4 separate regions of the Homo sapiens genome follow, and regions 2, 3 and 4 are each linked to region 1. The links are chromatin contacts, found by Hi-C or POLR2A ChIA-PET in ENCODE. All regions are on one chromosome and are shown on one strand. Each heading gives the region's core, a stretch centred on a gene start or an enhancer-like site at or near the end of the contact. The rest is flanking DNA. Distances are from core to core; before and after follow the strand shown. Region 1 holds the start of FAM98A (family with sequence similarity 98 member A). Region 2 holds the start of LBH (LBH regulator of Wnt signaling pathway). Region 3 holds the start of GPATCH11 (G-patch domain containing 11). Region 4 has its middle 36 kb from the start of VIT.

Region 1 (4,396 bases), core at 308-2,807:
CAGAAAGAAGCTTCTAGGATTTCATTTCCTTTCCCAGTAAAGGGACCCTCCTCAGGGCTCCTCACAGCATATTTTCCCAGTATCCTGTGAACCCCTCTTCCACCTCACCTTGTACTCTAAGGGCCTAACACTGCCACAAAGAAACTGTTCCTAAAAAAGTCCTAATGAATGAATGGTTTCATGTGTGAACAAGCGATTCAGTCTGAGATGTCAACTAAAGAGACTATTTTGCTGAATGACTTTAACATATGCCCTAATGAAAGAAAGAAGCCCCCTAAAGTCTGGAATATTTATAAAAATTCAGAGCAAGTTTCCAAGAAAAGAACAATAGTATTTCACTGTGACAAAGACAGATGATAAGCAAGACTACTTCGTTCCTAAAAATTTCTACTAGGGTAGTAAATTATTCAAATAGGCAGACTTTGGGAATCCTCAAGGTGTTTTTTCCTAAAGAAAGGTTTCTCTCAAAGGTTTCCTTGTCATGGAAAAACCTAAGAGAAAATTTTGATAAAGAACTTGTTACTTAGAAATACAGCTAGCTAAATCTGTACTTTGTTTTGATACCGTACCTGTAGGTAAGTATCTAACCATACAATTTGTTTCTGGAACCACATTTAGCCCAAGAGGGTCCACGTTCTCAAGTTTAATAGAGTACACTGATCTGGGTGACCCAGTGAGATAACAAACCCTATTTCCAGCTTCTAGATACTGATGAATTATGGTTGAATAAATATCAGGAGAAGGAGAGACACAATGCAAAACAAATACGCAGGTTCTTCGTGGGTGAAGACGACCCTGGTCTAATGGGGCTCAACGAGGCAGAGTATCACAGAGTCAAAGCAAACTGCTGGTGGTTCCCAGGGACGTGGTGATAGGTTAGATGCACAAGCGAGCTGGCCAGCGGAACAGATGCAGCGCCCATACAAGTGGCTTAGCGAAGCCTGGGTGCATGCAGAGATGACTGGGCAAAGGAGAAATTTTGAGAGAAGTGGGGTGGGGTAGGAGGAGGGGCTCAAGATGGGAGTAGGAAATTTGGAGAACAAGTAGGAAAGCAGAATCAACTTTGGCAACCTTTAGAGTTGAGGGGTTAAGGGGTAGGGCAGGAGGATGAAGCGAGGAGAGAAGCTCGGGGAGTGGGGGTGGCGAAAATCAGAGCCCAGACAATGACACGCATGACTGACAAACGCTGCGGGTAGCTCGCCTGCAGGGAGCACTGGGCAGGCCTAGGGGTGTTGGGATTGGAGGACCCCGAGCTAGCAGTGCAGACAGTGGACGTGGCATTGGGGGTGCCGGGGCCAAAGGGAAGCGACAGCCAGGAGCCACGGGGTGCGGCGTGGAGAGGCAGGTGTCTCAGACTGGGGCGCAGGAGGTGTTCCCAGGGGGCCGGCAGCGTGGGGCTTGGGAGACCCGTGCCCTGACAATCTTACCCTAGATCTTCCAACGACTCCAAGATGTCAGTCTCCATGAGGTCACACTCCATGCTACTGTGGTATTCAAATTTCCGAGTCGTCAGGCTCCCCTCTTCGCCGGCAACGCGTACACTCGCGCATGCGCGACTTCCCCGGAACTTCCAAATCCACAGCTGGCGCCTCAGCTCCCGCACTGCGCATGTCCGGAGCGTGCGCAAGAAACTTGGTCCCACTGACCGCCCCACCCCTGCCCACTAAAGAATTACAGGGCCCGCAGTTTTGCACATGCGCGTTACTGGATCGTGAAGCTAGCCGCCCAGAGAAGGGTAGGAGGACCGGCTGCGTGGCAGCTGGGCGTGGGGACCACGCGAAGGGGAGCGCTCTCGGCTCTCGTTATTGGGTGTACGCATGTGCGAATGTAGGGGGCGCGGCGGGCCGGGAAGGAGCTTGGAAGAGTCTCGGGACGCGGGTGGAGTCGGCTGTTAAACCGAGTCTCTGCATCCCAGACAGGAGATCGGGTGGCTCTTCGTAGGGTGCCGGCATGTGCTAGCCTTAGCTTGCAGGTCATGTAGAAAGGGAGAATTCTTGCGCTCCCGTCTTCAGGACGCGGGTGCGGGCCAAGTGCAGACGGCAGATAGCGTGCCATTTGATTTCCTCGTGGCTGCAGTAGCTTTATTTCAGGGTTAGGGATGAGCCAACTTTCCGCAGACTATGGATGTTCAGAAAGTTGGGTCGTTTTCCCTCATGCATTCTCTACCTGATGTCTAAAGCCCTTCCCAGACACTAAGCATGTTATTTTAAGGAGAAGGGGAGCTTCACTCCATAGCAAATAGAATAGAATATTTTTAAATCCACGTAGTTTAGACAGTGAATAAACTTTTTGGCTGTACTGTCATTACTTTTGACATTATTTGCCCGGGTGAAACATTGAGTTCACGATGTGGATGTGTTGTGATATCTTGGCAGTTACTGAGGGTGTGTTTAGAAATTACTGAAAAATCAGAAATGTTTTCAAAGTGATGGCATATTTAGAAAACTATATTTAACCATAAGTTGGCGTACTGTTAAATCGTGTAGGCATTTAATTAAAGAGTTTTCATATTGATACCTGTTGATTTTATTCTATAGTTCTCAAGCATTTTTGTGTCTGATGGATAGATGTTCCTATCCTTAGTAGTACCTTTTTCTTTTCTTTCTTTTTTTTTTTTTTTTTTTATGAGACGGAGTCTTGCTCTGTCGCTCAGGCTGGAGTGCAGTGGTGCGATCTCGGCTCACTGCAAGCTCCGCCTCCCGGGTTCACGCCATTATTCTGCCTCAGCCTCCCAAGTAGCTGGGACCACAGGCGTTCACCACCACACCCAGCTAATTTTTTGTATTTTTAGTAGAGACGGGGTTTCACCATGTTAGCCAGGATGGTCTCGATCTCCTGACCTTGTGGTCCGCCCACCTTGGCCTCCCAAAGTGCTGGGATTACAGGCGTGAGCCACCGCGCCCGGCCAGTAGTACCTTTTTCAGTTTCCTTATTTTGCATCATCTGAAGTGGGGGTAGGTTTTCTGCACTTACCATGGGCACTTGATATGGCCCATTATGATGCAGTCACCATAAGGCTGTGTGAATATTAGTCACATTCTACAGATGAGGACACTAAGGCTGAGTGGCTTAATAATCTTCAGCGATCTTAATGCCTGTAAGTATGAAACTAGATTTTGAGATTGAGGTATATCTAAATCCATATTCCTTCTTTTTTGACTAGTCAAATAAGGATTTATACGCAGGATGTGAAAAGAGGAAAATTTAGCTAGTTGAATTTGTTTAAACTTGTATATATTGTACATAATTACCTTATAATAATTGAATAATTATTTTCCTCATAGGGTTGTTGAAGGTGCTAAACAAAAAGTCATGCCTAATACAAAAATCAATTTTGAAAGAAAAAGGGTTTCATTCTTGACTCACTTTTGATGTAAGCTGTGTTCAATATTGAACTAATATTGAATATAATATTGTGTTCAATATTAGTGAATGAACGAGTGATGACTTCCCTAAAAGTATTAGTATTCCCTTTCTTTCTTTAAAAAAAATCCAGCTTTTGCAGGAATAGTATTCTCTTTCTAATTCACATCGTTAGCTTAAATGAAGGATTGCTGATATGAAATTTTTATATATTATGGTTTAAAGGAATTCTACAATGGCTTTCTCTGCAATTAAAAAAAGCTTTTAAATACTACTTAAACAAAATTGTGTTCCCTACCAGGCAGGCTCAGAAAGAAAGAAAAAAAATTGTCATCATTTTAATGGGATCTACGAGGAATCTTTTGCATTTTATTTAGAAATTATTTATGTTTATAATGGAACCTGATATCTGAAGACCTCTTTGAAACTGAGTTTACTAGAATGAAAGGAACAATGATTTGGAAGTGAGGAAGCTCTGGTTTTTGCATCAGATCAGTATAAGAAAGAATTTTTCTAACACTCTAAGAGTAGTCTTAAAGTGACTTAGGTATCGTTGAGAGATGATGAGCTTCCTGTCTAGAAGGTGTTCACCTAGAGGCTGAATAATTACTTAAGGGTACTCTTGTGAGAAGGCACACCCACAAGTGCCAGCACATGCCCTTTTACTGATGACTTTGATTCTAGATTCTTTCTCAAAAAAGAATATAAAATACCAACTTAAAACCCTTCTAGGGTCTGGCGCGGTAGTTCAGACCTGCAATCCCAGCACTTTGGGAGGCTGAGGCAGGACGATTACTTGAAGCCAGGGGTTCAAGGCCAGCTTGAGCAACATAGCAAGACTCTGTCTCTGTTAAAAAAAAAAAAATTAATTAAAAATGACTTCCAGGTGGGACCCAAGTGAGGCAGAGGGGCAGGGGCTGGCAGACCAGCGGTAAGCATGGCATATCAGGGCCTCACCATACGTCTCATTGCAATGAGCGTGTTTTAGGGCTTCACTGGTTTCTTCATGCCTTGGTTCATCCCTAAGGGTCCT
Region 2 (3,978 bases), core at 1,031-3,530, 3.4 Mb before region 1:
TGTTGGTCAGATTGGTCTTGAGCTCCTGACCTCAGGTGATCCACCTGCCTCAGCCTCCCAAAGTGCTGGGATTACCAGGCGTGAGCCACCGCACCCAGCCACCTCCCATATTTTCAAATGAATGGATGTGTCACTGTGATTCCAGAGGAGAAACAGAAAATGCAGACTGGGGATCACAACCCCAGGCTTATTTCTATTTTAACTTACTGACAGAGATGAACTTTAGCTAAAATGGGCATTAATAAGTTTCCCAAAGAGTAGGCCTCAGGTAATTCCCTCAATGCACTCCAATGTAGAGGATTTTTCCAGAGGCCAGATAACAGCTGGTGGAGGCCTTACTCCCCACCCTCTTCTCCAAAATGAGGCCATTTTGACATTTAGATATTTGGGAAAATGGGGAGGGAGGGAAATAGCTTTCTGAGTTTTGAAAGCTTCACATGGCAATAATCACAAACACATAAAGTGTGTCTGTTATGTGTAAAAGTGGCGCAACAGTCTTTGATCCCAGCCTCACCAGAGATTGCTACTGGGAAGAAGTGGCAGAAGGCTTCATCCTGCCCACCCGGGGTCTAGCCCAGACATTTTCCTCTGAGTGCCTGGAAGTCTCAGCCTGGAAACTAGCTCTCCAAGCATTGGCGTCTCCTGTGGCTGCCTAGATGACAATGTGCCACACCTGGCTAGTGACACTGAGAAGCTTCCCCACCCTCTGTGCAGGACATCAACAATAACCCCATCCCTGCAGCATCTCCCGTTTAGCCCCTCCATCAGGCAACACCCCCAGAGGAAGAGAATGCGTTTAGCTTGGGAGGTGGGGGAATTTCTCTGGTTGGAGGGGGCAGCCAGGGGCTTGTCATGAAGCTGTGTTTTCATAGGAAGCACACTATTTTAACTCAGGTTGTACATATAAGCATATAAGTGATTGAAAATAGCCCAGTTATTTTTAAATAAATTATTCTCATCAATTCTTATAATTTTTGTTTGGGCTGGTTTTGCGGGGACTGATGAAAATTATGAGGGTCTTCTCTCACGGCTTCCTTCAGGGTCCTACCCCTGTCGAACCTTCGCCATTAATTCTGTCATCCTTTTGCCTGAGATAAGCTATGCGTTTCCACTTTCAAGTACATATATACGGATTCAATACACTCACTGCCTTTCTTTTAAAAAGCTGATTCACTTCAAAGCCAATTTAATTTTGCTTAGTTTTTGATCTCCCCGCGCCCCCTTTCCTCAGCCCCTATACACAGGTAGGTGAGGGTTCTAAAGCCATTTTACAGGCGTGATTGAAGCGGAGGCCACAGAGCGGCAGCGCTGGGTCCCGAGTGAGACTCCCATCATGTGGCTCTGGGGGGCTGCGCAGCTTTGACTGCCTGGACAGACGCCCAGAGCTGCAATTCCTGGGCAGTGTGGGAGGCGTTCGGCTAAAGCTCTTTGTTTCTGCTGTCATGAGCGACTCCTCGGAGAAGACGTGGGAGTCAAGGATGGGGGGCGGCGTGCACACCGCCCGCCCACACCTTCTGCCCCCGCTGCAGACCGGGCGTATGTGTGTCTCCAATGGAAAAATCCTACCCAGGACGACACCACATCCTTGCTCCCACAAATAAAACCTTCCACGGAACTCAGGGCTGCAGACCAGCCCTTCGCAAGCCAACGCGCCCCGTGGGCACTCGGTCCCCCGGCTCCGCGTCTCTGCCACCTTCCCACCGCTTCTTCTTTAACCATGCTCTTGTTTCCCCTCGCTGATCGCAAGGCTGCGGGCGAGGATTCCAGAGAGAGGCCTAGTATGGGGAACAAACGCTTCAGAGGGGTCCGAGGTGGGCTGGGGACAGCCAGTGGATGGGAAGGAGGGCGCTGGCGCCGGGCGGCTGGGGTGGAGGAGTGGCGGGTGCCCTACCCCGGCGCAGAGCAGCCGCCGAGCTGTCATGTCCCGAGCGGCCCCCGCGCCCTCCTTGCGCCCACCTCCGCCGCGCTGGAGTTCGGGGTGTGCGTGGAGGGGGCTGTGAGCGGGAAGCGGCGCGGACGCGGAGTCCGGGCCGGTGCGAGTGAGCGCGTGTGCGCGTGGGAGAGCGGCGGGAGGGGGCCGGGCTCGCAGCCGCAGCGAACCACGGCCCCGGGAGCAGAGCCGAGCGCGCCCCCGAGCCGCCGCCCGCCGGAGCTGCGAGCGCTGAAGCCATTCATGATTTTGGTGACGTTATTCCAGGAGTGGGCGAGGGAGGGCGGGGCCTCTCGGGGCCAAGCCCCGCCCCCGCCCCTATAAATACGGCTTCCCGGGCTCTTTGTGGGGCTGAGTGCTCAGTGGAGAGCGGGGAGTTGTGTCCACCTTGCCGACGTCGCTAGCCGTGGGGCTGTCCTGGGAAGGCGGACGGCGAGCGCCCGGTGTCCGCACTCGGCCGCCTGCCGTGCCCGTCTGCGCCCGTGTCATCCTCACTCGGGACGCAGGGACCGTTTTTAAATCACAGGGGCGTGTGTCAGCCTGCCCTAGGACTTCATGTCTATATATTTCCCCATTCACTGGTGAGTACCCTGCGCCTGCGGCGGGCGTCTGTCTCGCGGCGGTGGCTGCGGGCCCGGGCGCCTGCTTCGTGCCGGCTCCGGGTGCGAGGGCAGCCGGCGGCGCGGGCGCTCAGCGCTAACCCGCCGCCCGAGCCCGTGCAGGAGTCAACGTCAAGGTTGCAAAGGTGGGGGTGGGGGGAGGGGGTGCTGAGAACATCCAGACAAAGGACGTGAACTCGGAGCCCTCACCTAAGTGACGGCCGGAGGGTTTGTATTGGTTGGCGGGGGAGCCAGGGGTCACGTGTGAATCCCCCCCAATGAAACCACCCTATGCGGAGAGCTGCAGGAGGCGCGCGCCCCACTTGGCGCAGGGGGGCTCCTGCTCTTCCCGGGCCCCTCCTCTTTTTCTTTTTGTTTGCATGCAAGTCTCAACGTCGAGGCCGGCAGCAGCGGGGCTGAGCTGGTGCGGCCGCAGGGTTTGCAGAGCTCCGGGGGGGTGGGGGGCGGGAAACGCTCTCCCCACACGTAACCCCACTAAAGCCACAAGCAGCAGGGCACGCGCTGCAGCCTCTCAACCCCTGCCCTCTCCACCGCCCCTAAAAACCGACGCACATTGGTGGGGGCCGGGACTGGGAGGAGCCGCCTTCGCCGTGCTGAAGGGGAAGGAGCCCGGGCCGGGCGCGGGGCGTCGGAGGTTTGCCCCGGACTGGGGATCGGAGCCGGGAGGGATGCAGAGAGAGGCAGGCCCCTGACTGCTGGGACTTCCTTGCTGGCAGTTTCTTCCTTCCTGCTCTGGGTTAGAGGAGAAGCGGCCGGGGGCGAGCGCCGGCAGCCCCGGAGCGCGCTCTCAGGTGCGGACGTGGGGAGCTCGGCCCCGAGTCTCCGGCAGGCGCTGAGCGAAGGGAAAACCGGCGCAAGCCGCGGCGGGGTCCGGCCTGGCCCAAGAAGCGGAAAGTTCATGCTTCTCGCTTCAACTTTTCGGGCCGGCGCCACAGCCCCGAGCGAGGAAGAGCCGCCCCTACGTCAGACTCTTCACCCTGCGTGCGCTCTTCTGGCTCCTTTCTTTGGAGGTCGCCAGCAGCCTTTCCAAGACCCGGGAGGAAACTGCCTTTGCAGGGCCCAGCTCCCGAACCTAAACTTGCCGCAAAGCCCCGCATCTTCTGTTAGTCTCCCTGCCCCCATCCGTCCCAGCCTGGCAGTGTTTAGAGAGGGGACTGAACTTCCCTCTCTCAACAGTTCAAGTTCCCCCACCCCGAGGCTTGTGTACCCTTCTTGTGGGTGCCCCTCCCTTGCCTCTCCCGTGGTGTGTGAGCAGCTAGGTGCCTTATTATAGGTGAAGCTTTGAAGGCTGTTGGAGGCTTTGTGCCTTTGGCTGCTCAAAATTTGCCAAGGTGGGTGTTTGGACCCATTAAGAATATTATGAGAAATTAAGGTTTAAGTTTATTTCATCGATTAGCACTTTGCAGCTTGCAATGCTTTTATGCAGAC
Region 3 (4,029 bases), core at 675-3,174, 3.5 Mb after region 1:
GATCTGCGCCTTAAGGGCATGTTCCTGCTGCACAGAACTAGCCAGACCCACCCCTTTGTTTCAGCATACCCCTTCGTTTCCCATAAGGGATACTTTTAGCTAATCGAATATCTGTAGAAACAATGTTAATGGCTGGCTTGCTGTTAATAGACACTTGAGTAAATCTCTGTTCCGGGGTCTCAGCTCTGAAGCCTGTGAGACCCCTGATTTCCCACTTTACACCTCTATATTTCTGTGTGTGTCTTTAATTCCTCTAGCGCCGCTAGGTTAGGGTCTCCCCAAACGAGCTGGTCTCGGCAAATCAAGGCTATGCAGGAAGAAAAAACAGATTAAAAAAAAAAAAGAGCCTATTATTGACTCCTCAAAGAGATAAGTGAAGACACTGGGATTGTTAGGCAGCATAGAGAGATCACTTGCAACGGGTGACGATGATAAATTTAAAGTGACACCAGTCATATAGCCATGTTTTTCTCCAGTTACAATGAGCTGCCCAGGTACAAACATAAAGAAGATAGGCAATGAGCTGGATTTAAACGAGGTTTGAGTTTTGCCACTAAATTTCCCATTCGTGTAATACTCTCAAGTTCCATAAGTGACCCATAAACCTTCCAAAACATAACATGTGTTTTCTTAAGAATCATGACCACATAATCTCTTCACGTTAATGCAACTGGGAAAAAAGAGCAATACCATACCTTGTTGGCAGCAACCAAGACTTTATCAAGAAATCGCAACCATTCAAAGATGAAAACTGGTCTTTTTGCTTCGGTGATTTGAGCCAAAGCTTCTTCATTTAGCAATAAACTGTGGGCTAACTCCATTACGGAAGTTTGAAATTCACACCTTAAATTTAACAGAGTAAAAAATACTTGTAAGTATTTTTTAATGTTAAAAGTCAAGCTTAATGGAATATACTCACTAAGAAAAGTAGGACTACTCATTTCATTTGGGGAAAAACTCAACTTCTTTGAGGCAAAACCTGAGAACATACTTTTAAATGACAAAAATACAAACAAAAACAGAAGAAAACTACTTGGTAAGGAAGAGTGACTCATGGAGTGAAAAGAAAATTAAAAGAAATTATTGCCAAAAAAGGCATTATTCCAGAAGAAATATGTCCAGCAACACATATGTCATTTACCCGTTCTATAAATGAAAAAACTGAAGCACTAAGATCAAACACCCCAGCCGGGCTTGACAACCATCCTCCTCTTTTTCTCGTCCAGGGTTCGGTACATAGCACCTTTACCCTCCCGCGCTGCACCTGGCCAGAGGGACTGAGGTCAAAACACCCAGCACAGACATCCCGAACTGCAGGTCTCCAAGACTCTTCCTACGCGGATGGGTGGGGCGGCCAGGCCCGGCGGCCGAAGCGTCAGTGACAACACCAGGCGGTCCGGAATGCACCCGAGAAGCCTCGCGCGCTCGGGGTCTGGCTTCACCTGGCTACTCCAAGAACCGCAAGCGGCGGACCCGGGGAAACACCAAGAGGCCGCCGCAAGCCTCCGTGGGGTTCCGCAGGCTGTCAATAGCACGAGGCGGCAGCTCGGAACTAAGCACGGAGCCAGAAAAGGGAAAATGTTCATTACGAACTCAAATGTCTTCCCCACCCGTCTGAAAATGTACGTCGGACAGGAGTCCGTGCGTGTCAACATGCATGCTTCGGCGACCTCACCTCGTAGTCTGGAAGGGAAGATCAGCTGAGCTCCGGGGGTAGAAGCAGCCACCAAGAGACCCGGATGCCCCACCTCCCGCACTCCTACCTGCAGGAAACAAGGGAAGAGCGCTTGCGCGGAGGGCTGGTCTTGCGCAAGCGCAGTCACCACGTCCTCCTATCCCCACCCGCCGCGAATTTCCAATAGAGTCTGCACTAGGAAACTGGTGGGAGCCGAGGTCCGGAAGTCCGACGCTGGTCGGTGGGCGCATGCGCAGCGCGCGCTCTACGGCGCTGAACCGGGGCGAGCAGAGAGCTGTCAGGTAAGAGAGCTGTCAGGTAAGGGTCTGGGGACAACCGGTAGAATGATAAAAGGCAGAGTGCGCTGGCCATGACTACCGTATCACACCGTCAGCCACTTTTCCATCCGTGGGTGGTTGCGTCTGTGGGACGCTTGCAGCCAGGAGGAACGCGTGAGGGAAGGGATCAGCGGTTCCTGAGCGTAGTATTGAGAGTGGGACGTTTCTTGTCACATTTATACTGTAGGTCCATTTCTCCACTTGTATATGTAATGGGACTCTCAATATGTCTGTTTCCCGACTACGCCCCCTAAAAAAACAAAAACAAACCTACTCCTACAGTCTTCCCACTCTCAAAAAACGTTAACTCCGTTCTTCCATGTATTCAGGCCAAAAACTTAGCGTTATCTTGACATCGTTCTTTACGTACTACCTACAACATCAGCAAATCCTGTAAGCTCTACCTTCAAGTGTACCCCAAATGCGACCACTTGCATTGCTATCACTCTGGTACGAGCCTCCATCATCTCTGCCAGGGTATCGCCTTGTGAAGTTTATGCTTATCTTTGATGGAAATGGATAATGCTAAAGTATATTTTACCAATAGAAAGAGAGCTTTAAAAGCAACCTGTAACCCCATTCAGATGTGCCTGGCACTTTAAAGTTAAGTAGGTCTCTTAAAAACAATGTAATCCTATTTGCAAGGCACTATGACCCGGATTCTTTGTGGTTTTGAAATAGTCATTTAGCCATACTGAACCTTAATTTCTCCAACAGGAAAAACTCTTCCTACCTTGTAGAGTTGTTAGTGGTGGTTAAATGTGATAAAAATGTGTGATATACTGGGTAAGTGTTAAACCATTATGTGTAAAAATGCTGTTATTACCAATGAAGAATCTGAGGTTTAGAGGAAGCGGGTGAATTACCATAAATGCTGTATATAATAGTGCACGTTTTTAACTTATAATAAAAATAGGTAAACTAAACTGTAATGTTTAAAGATGCACACGTGGATGACAAAACTATCGAGAAAATGAAGGAAATGATTGCCATAAAAAACAGAATAGTGACTATTCTTAGAACCAAAAGAGAGTTGCAACTGGATAGGGGACAAAGAGGGCTCCCAGGTGCCTGATAAGGTTCTACTTCCTGATAACTTTTGCTACATAACAAATTATCCCCAAATGTAGCAGCTTAAGATAACTGTAATCATTTGTTATCTCACAGTTTCTATGGGTCAGGAATTTGTTAGCAGCTTAGCTTAGTTTAGCATGGACTTTCTTAAGAAGTTGCAGTGAAGATGCCAGCCCAGGCTGAGTCATTTGAAGGCCTGACTGGAGCAAGAGAATCCATTTCCAAGGTAGCTCACTCCTGTGGCTCATGAGTTTGTGCTGGCTTTTAATAGGAGGACTCAGTTCCAATCGTGTGACCTTCTCCATAGAGCTTCTTGAGTATCCTTATTATGTGACCACTGACTTCCTTCAAGTGAGTCATCTAACTTCAAAGTTAGAATGACCTAAGAGCTGCAGTTATGACCAAAAAATCAACTCCATCATCTCCACAAAATCCTGTTGGTTACACAGGTTAATCCTGTTCACTGTGGAAGGAGACTACACTAAGGATGTAGAAAACCACACAGCAAGAATGACTGGGAGTCATTTTGGAGGGTACCACATGGTTACAAGAATGTTTGACTCACAGAAATGTATTAAGCTGTACATTTGTTTTATGTGTTTTCTGTACGTATTTAAAAAGTGTTTAAAAATGACTTGTTGACATAGGAAAAAGTTATAAAATTACAAATATTAAAGACCCTTTTTATCCTCATTGTTGCTAAACAATTATTAAGCATTTGTGTTTGGGATGCAGTGGTAGGTAGGGAGGATATAGGGGACTTGTCTTTGTGTTTAACACAAGATATACATTATCTAGTTGAGAAGATATACATTAAAAATATAAAAAACCAGGCCAGGTGTGGTGGCTCACGCCTGTAATCCCAGCACTTTGGGAGACCGAGTGAGGCAGGTGGATCACTTGAGGCCAGGAGTTTGAGACCAGCCTGGCCAACATGGCAAA
Region 4 (4,373 bases), core at 15-2,514, 3.1 Mb after region 1:
CCAATATAAATGCTACTCACAGGAAAATTTCCTTGTTGTGGTGTATGACCGGAACTAATTTTTATTCATTTAACGCAACATTTTTATTCTTCTTTCATTGACTAAAAATATATTTTTCCTACTTCTCACTTTTTTTCCTGTGTCTTTAATTTGCAAAGTTTTTAAACCCCTGTAGCCATCATCTGTGGCAATTTGGTTGCTCGTATGAGCTTTTTTTTCTTTCTCCAAGTCAATGTTCTCGACGTTGCTCATGTGATTATGACAACATGTTAATAATATAGATTAGCTAACATTTGTCGAGTGTTTACTATAGCCAGGCACAAAGCATCTCACGTGATCATCATAGCAACTCTAAGAGATGTAATATTACCATCTTTCTCTTATAAGAGGAGAAACAGATACATTGAGGGAGTAAGAGTTTCCCAAAGTTACACAGCTAGTGAGAACTGCGCTGGTATTGTCTAACTGCAGAGTCCAAATTCATGGCTTCTATTTCAAATTAGCTCAGCTGGTATAGAGATGCAATGGGGAGGAGGGGAGGACAGAAAGGGAGGGAGGGAGGGAGAGAGGGGAAAAAAGAAGAAAAGATTAGATTCAGGGAAAAAATTATTTATATTCTATTTTTAAATAATTGTAAATCTAAATAATTGTATTTAGTCCCATGGAAAATGTATAATATGAAAACTTAGAGTATCTGCTTTATTGAAAACTAGAGACTAATGAGAAAAATAATACTTTTTAGTTTAGCTATTACAGTATTATTATCTGGGCCTATTTAGGAAGTTGCAGAATGGCGGCAGCTTTCCAACTTTTATTCTGAAATTAGATCCTGGGGCCTATGGCAAGGGTAGGGCAGACAGCATATGGCCCAAGGTCAAAGACTGCCTAGGACAAACCCAAAAGTATGCCTCAACAGAGGTAAGAACTAATTCACAAATTCCATAACAATAAATGGCGACTGTGAGCATATGACTGACCCATTCTATTTTCAAGTAAGGTCAAGTCAGAAAGCTGAATTTAGGACAACTAAGAGCCAATAATATTCTTGGCTGGAAAGCCTGCCATTCATCAACAGAATCACATGTCTACAGAGCTCTCCAGCTTAACTAAGTTCATGACCATTTTGGGAAAGGTATGATGTCTTGCTAAAGCCTCAGCTTTGCTCATCAAGTTCTGGTGCCCACACCAGGATTTTCAGGCAGTTGTTCCTCTGGTGAGGTAACATTTGTTCTGTAGGAGATGGCCTTTAGCACCAGCACTCCTGTTGTCAAGAGGTCTTTGCACTCAATCACATCTATTGACAATCTGCAACCTGCTAGGTCATGGACTGAATGCTTCATCAAGGTTATTTATGAGTCACCATGACTTCAGGGTTTTTTTGTTTCATGCAAAGATCAGAAGTACAAAAATAGCTTTATTTAATCAGAAAGAGCTAGAAAATAACTGTCTTGTACATTCCTCCTGTGGTTATGGTTTCCAGTACCCTTTTCTTCAATTAATTATATAAATATACTCAACTTCAAGGATCTTATTTTCCCCCAAATCATTCATGTGGTAACAAGGGAATAGAAAAGCCTTCATGAGCAAGTACATTGATGTTCCACAAAAGCTTCTGAAACATGTACCTCGAGTAGACACCAGTCTGCATCTCATTTCTTTAAGGCTTGTTTACCTAAAGTATGACAGGAATATTTTTCAATCAAAGCTATGGGGTGTTGTTGTTGTTTTTAAAATATCTTTTTTAAACCACCTTAACCATTTTTCAGTGTATTATACGGTGCACATTGTTGTGCAAAGAATCTCCAGAAATTTTCGTATTGCATATCTGAAACTCTATAGCCATTAAACAGTAACTTTTCTTTTTCCCCTCCCCCTAACCCCTGCTAACCACTATTCTACTTTCTAAGAGTTTGACTACTTTAGATTCCTCATATAAATGGAATCATGCAGCGTTTGTCTTTTTGTGACTGGCTTATGTCACTTAGCAAAACATCCTCAAGGTTCATCCACGTTGTAGCACATGGCAGGATTTGCTCCTTTTTTAAAGCTGAATAATATTCCATTGTATGTATAGACCACATTTCATTTATCCATCCATCTGTTGATGGACATTTAGGTGGCTTCCACCTCCTGGCTATTGTTAATAACACTGCAATGAACATGAGTATGCAAATCAATCTTTGAGATACTGTTTTCAATTCTTTTGGATATATACCCAGAAGTGGGATTGCTAGATCATGTGATAATTCTATTTGGAATTTTTGAGGAACCTCCATACTATTTTCCATAGCTGCTGCACCATTTTATATTTGCACAAGCAATGCATAGGGTTCCAATTTTCCCATATCCTTGCCAACACTTGTTATTTTCTGTGTTTTTTAAAACAGTGGCCATCTTAATGAGTGAGGTATATTTTTTCACCATCTTTTATAAAGAGCAAAATAATAACCAAGCAAACAATTTCAAGTAATTTAATTAAATGTTATCAAATCAAATCAATCATCTAACACTATCATCTTCCTGGCACTAACTTATTCTTTGTTTTATGCAAAAGTTAGTCAATATACACAGAACCTCTCATGCAGCAATTCAACCTTTAGGTATACGTTCAACATAAATCAGTACTTATATCCACCTAAAGACATGTATAAGAATGTTCACAGAGCTTTACTCACAATAGCCCAAAACTGAAGACTACCAAAGTCCAGAGACATTACAACAGATAAATAAATTGAAGTATATTTACATAATGGAGTACCAAACAGCAGTGAAAAAAAAAAGAACTGCTATATGTGACAACTTTGATGAATTTTATATACATAACATTGAGTAGGCCAGGCCAGATGCAGTGGCACGCACCTGTAATCCCAGCACTTTGGGAGGCCAAGGTGGGTGGATTGCTTAAGCCCAGGAGTTTGAGACTAGCCTGGGCAACAAGGCGAGACCTTGTCTCTACAAAAAATACACACAAAAATTAGCTGGGCGTGGTGACACATGCCTCTAGTTTCAGACGCTTGGGAGCCTGAGGTGGGAGGAGCACCTGAGCCTGGGTGGTCGAGGCTGCAGTCAGCCGTGATTGCACCACTGCACTCCAGTCTGAGTGACAGAGTGGGACCTTGTCTCAAAAAAAAAAAATTTTTTTTTTTAGTAAAAGAAGCCGGATACAAAAGAATACAATGATCCCTTGGTACCTGGGCATGATTGGTGATTCGTTCCAGGACTGCCCCGATACTAAAATCCGAGGATGCTCAAGTCCCTCATATGAAATGGCATAGTGTTTGCATATCCACACCCTCTCAGTACACTTTAAATCAGCTCTAGATTACTTATAATACTTAATACAATATAAACATTATGTAAATAGTTATTAGACTGTCTTTTTTAGTGAATAATGACAAGGGAAAAAGTCTGTACATGTTTAGTACTGATGCAATTTTTTTTTCAAATATTTTTAGCCCATGGTTGACTGAATCCATGGATGTGTAACCCATGGATACAAAGGGCCAACAATACATACTATATGATTCCATTTGTAAAGTTCAAAAACAGGCAAAACTATGGAGATAGAGCTCAGTATGATTCCCATTGGTGGGGTATTGACTAGTAAGCAGCAGAAAGGATTATTTGGAATGCTGTAAATATGTTATATCTTGATCAGGATAGTAGTTGCATGAGTATATACATAAACAAAACCTCATTAAGCTGCATAGTGTATTTGAATCTGTACATTTTCTTTTATGTAACTATCAAAAAAGTAAAAGAAGAAAGATTAGTCTTAGCAAGAGAACCTATTTTGCCTTGATAAAATACCCTCCTCTTTGTTTTTTTAAGAGAAACAAATAACCAAAAAAAAAAAAAAAGAAAAAAAAATTCCACTAGTAAGTGAGTTTGGGGAATGTTGGAGAGGGAAAAAAAATGCCAAACTTAGTATTGAAGTGAACTTTAAAAAATGGCAGAGACCTTTGCCCGGCCACTCCACCATGTGGGAAGTGAGGAGCACATCTGCCTGGCCGCCTCCCCATCTGGGAAGTGAGGAGCGCCTCTGCCTGGCCGCCCCACTGTCTGGGAAGTGAGGAGCAGCTCTGCCCGGCCAGCGTGCAACCTAGTGTGAAGTTACAGCCTAGTGTGTGATCTTTCTGCCCTCCCCTGGTTTGCATTTTCGACGTTAAGGTTTACTTTTTAAATAAAACTTTTAAAATGGAGAATAAAAAAATGGCAGAGAAATGGAAGAACGGAGACAAAATAAACTTTATTTACCCTGCACCTAAGCCACTCCTTAGAAGTAAATTAGAAAAGTAAGTTAACTTGGAGGGTACCCATAGACATCTAATTTTCTATGGTGTCCTCAGCACTTGAATTTGTTAATTTTTAAA

What was found. A loop is a pair of places that touch in the nucleus more often than their neighbours do. ChIA-PET counts read pairs that join two places held with the same protein, here RNA polymerase II (POLR2A). Pooled maps may share reads with other maps.
Region 2: a loop to region 1 is called in a map of naive thymus-derived CD4-positive, alpha-beta T cell, with 7 times the contacts of the local background. The contact joins the promoter of LBH here to the promoter of FAM98A in region 1. A Hi-C loop is called at or near these places in 1 of 168 maps with a recorded cell type or tissue (naive thymus-derived CD4-positive, alpha-beta T cell), 1 of 37 single-sample maps with no recorded cell type and 9 of 50 pooled maps. POLR2A ChIA-PET finds 5 or more read pairs at or near these places in 2 of 52 experiments (T-cell and activated T-cell).
Region 3: a map of naive thymus-derived CD4-positive, alpha-beta T cell shows a loop between it and region 1 (9-fold over the local background). The contact joins the promoter of GPATCH11 here to the promoter of FAM98A in region 1. A Hi-C loop is called at or near these places in 1 of 168 maps with a recorded cell type or tissue (naive thymus-derived CD4-positive, alpha-beta T cell) and 8 of 50 pooled maps. POLR2A ChIA-PET finds 5 or more read pairs at or near these places in 1 of 52 experiments (MCF 10A).
Region 4: a loop to region 1 is called in a pooled map of psoas muscle, with 4 times the contacts of the local background. The contact joins the enhancer-like site here to the promoter of FAM98A in region 1. A Hi-C loop is called at or near these places in 2 of 50 pooled maps.

What each region holds. Positions count from the first base shown.
Region 1 is chr2:33,597,742-33,602,137 of GRCh38, forward strand. It overlaps FAM98A (family with sequence similarity 98 member A), which reads right to left and starts at 1,558. Exons shown (of 8, transcript NM_015475.5): 1 at 1,428-1,558. The coding sequence starts at 1,480. It overlaps LOC105374455 (a long non-coding RNA gene), which reads left to right and starts at 1,604. Exons shown (of 3, transcript XR_939942.3): 1 at 1,604-3,097. It also overlaps the pseudogene ATP6V0E1P3. RefSeq lists enhancers at 812-1,001, 1,552-1,621, 1,652-1,701, 1,842-2,071.
Region 2 is chr2:30,229,254-30,233,231 of GRCh38, forward strand. It overlaps LBH (LBH regulator of Wnt signaling pathway), which reads left to right and starts at 2,281. Exons shown (of 3, transcript NM_030915.4): 1 at 2,281-2,511. The coding sequence starts at 2,486. RefSeq lists enhancers at 947-1,462, 1,463-1,977 and silencers at 1,781-2,330, 2,531-2,620, 3,011-3,210, 3,221-3,280.
Region 3 is chr2:37,082,594-37,086,622 of GRCh38, forward strand. GPATCH11 (G-patch domain containing 11) reads left to right here and starts at 1,925. Exons shown (of 9, transcript NM_174931.4): 1 at 1,925-1,977. HEATR5B (HEAT repeat containing 5B) reads right to left here and starts at 1,779. Exons shown (of 36, transcript NM_019024.3): 1 at 1,676-1,779; 2 at 696-843. The coding sequence starts at 821. RefSeq lists enhancers at 1,287-1,386, 1,857-2,016.
Region 4 is chr2:36,658,812-36,663,184 of GRCh38, forward strand. No RefSeq gene overlaps it. Among named protein-coding and RNA genes, the nearest start is that of VIT, 36 kb to the right of the region's middle. RefSeq lists an enhancer at 1,175-1,469. Within about 2 kb of position 1,265, at least 2 of the 41 ENCODE cell types and tissues checked have a DNase peak (open chromatin) inside an H3K27ac peak, as active enhancers do.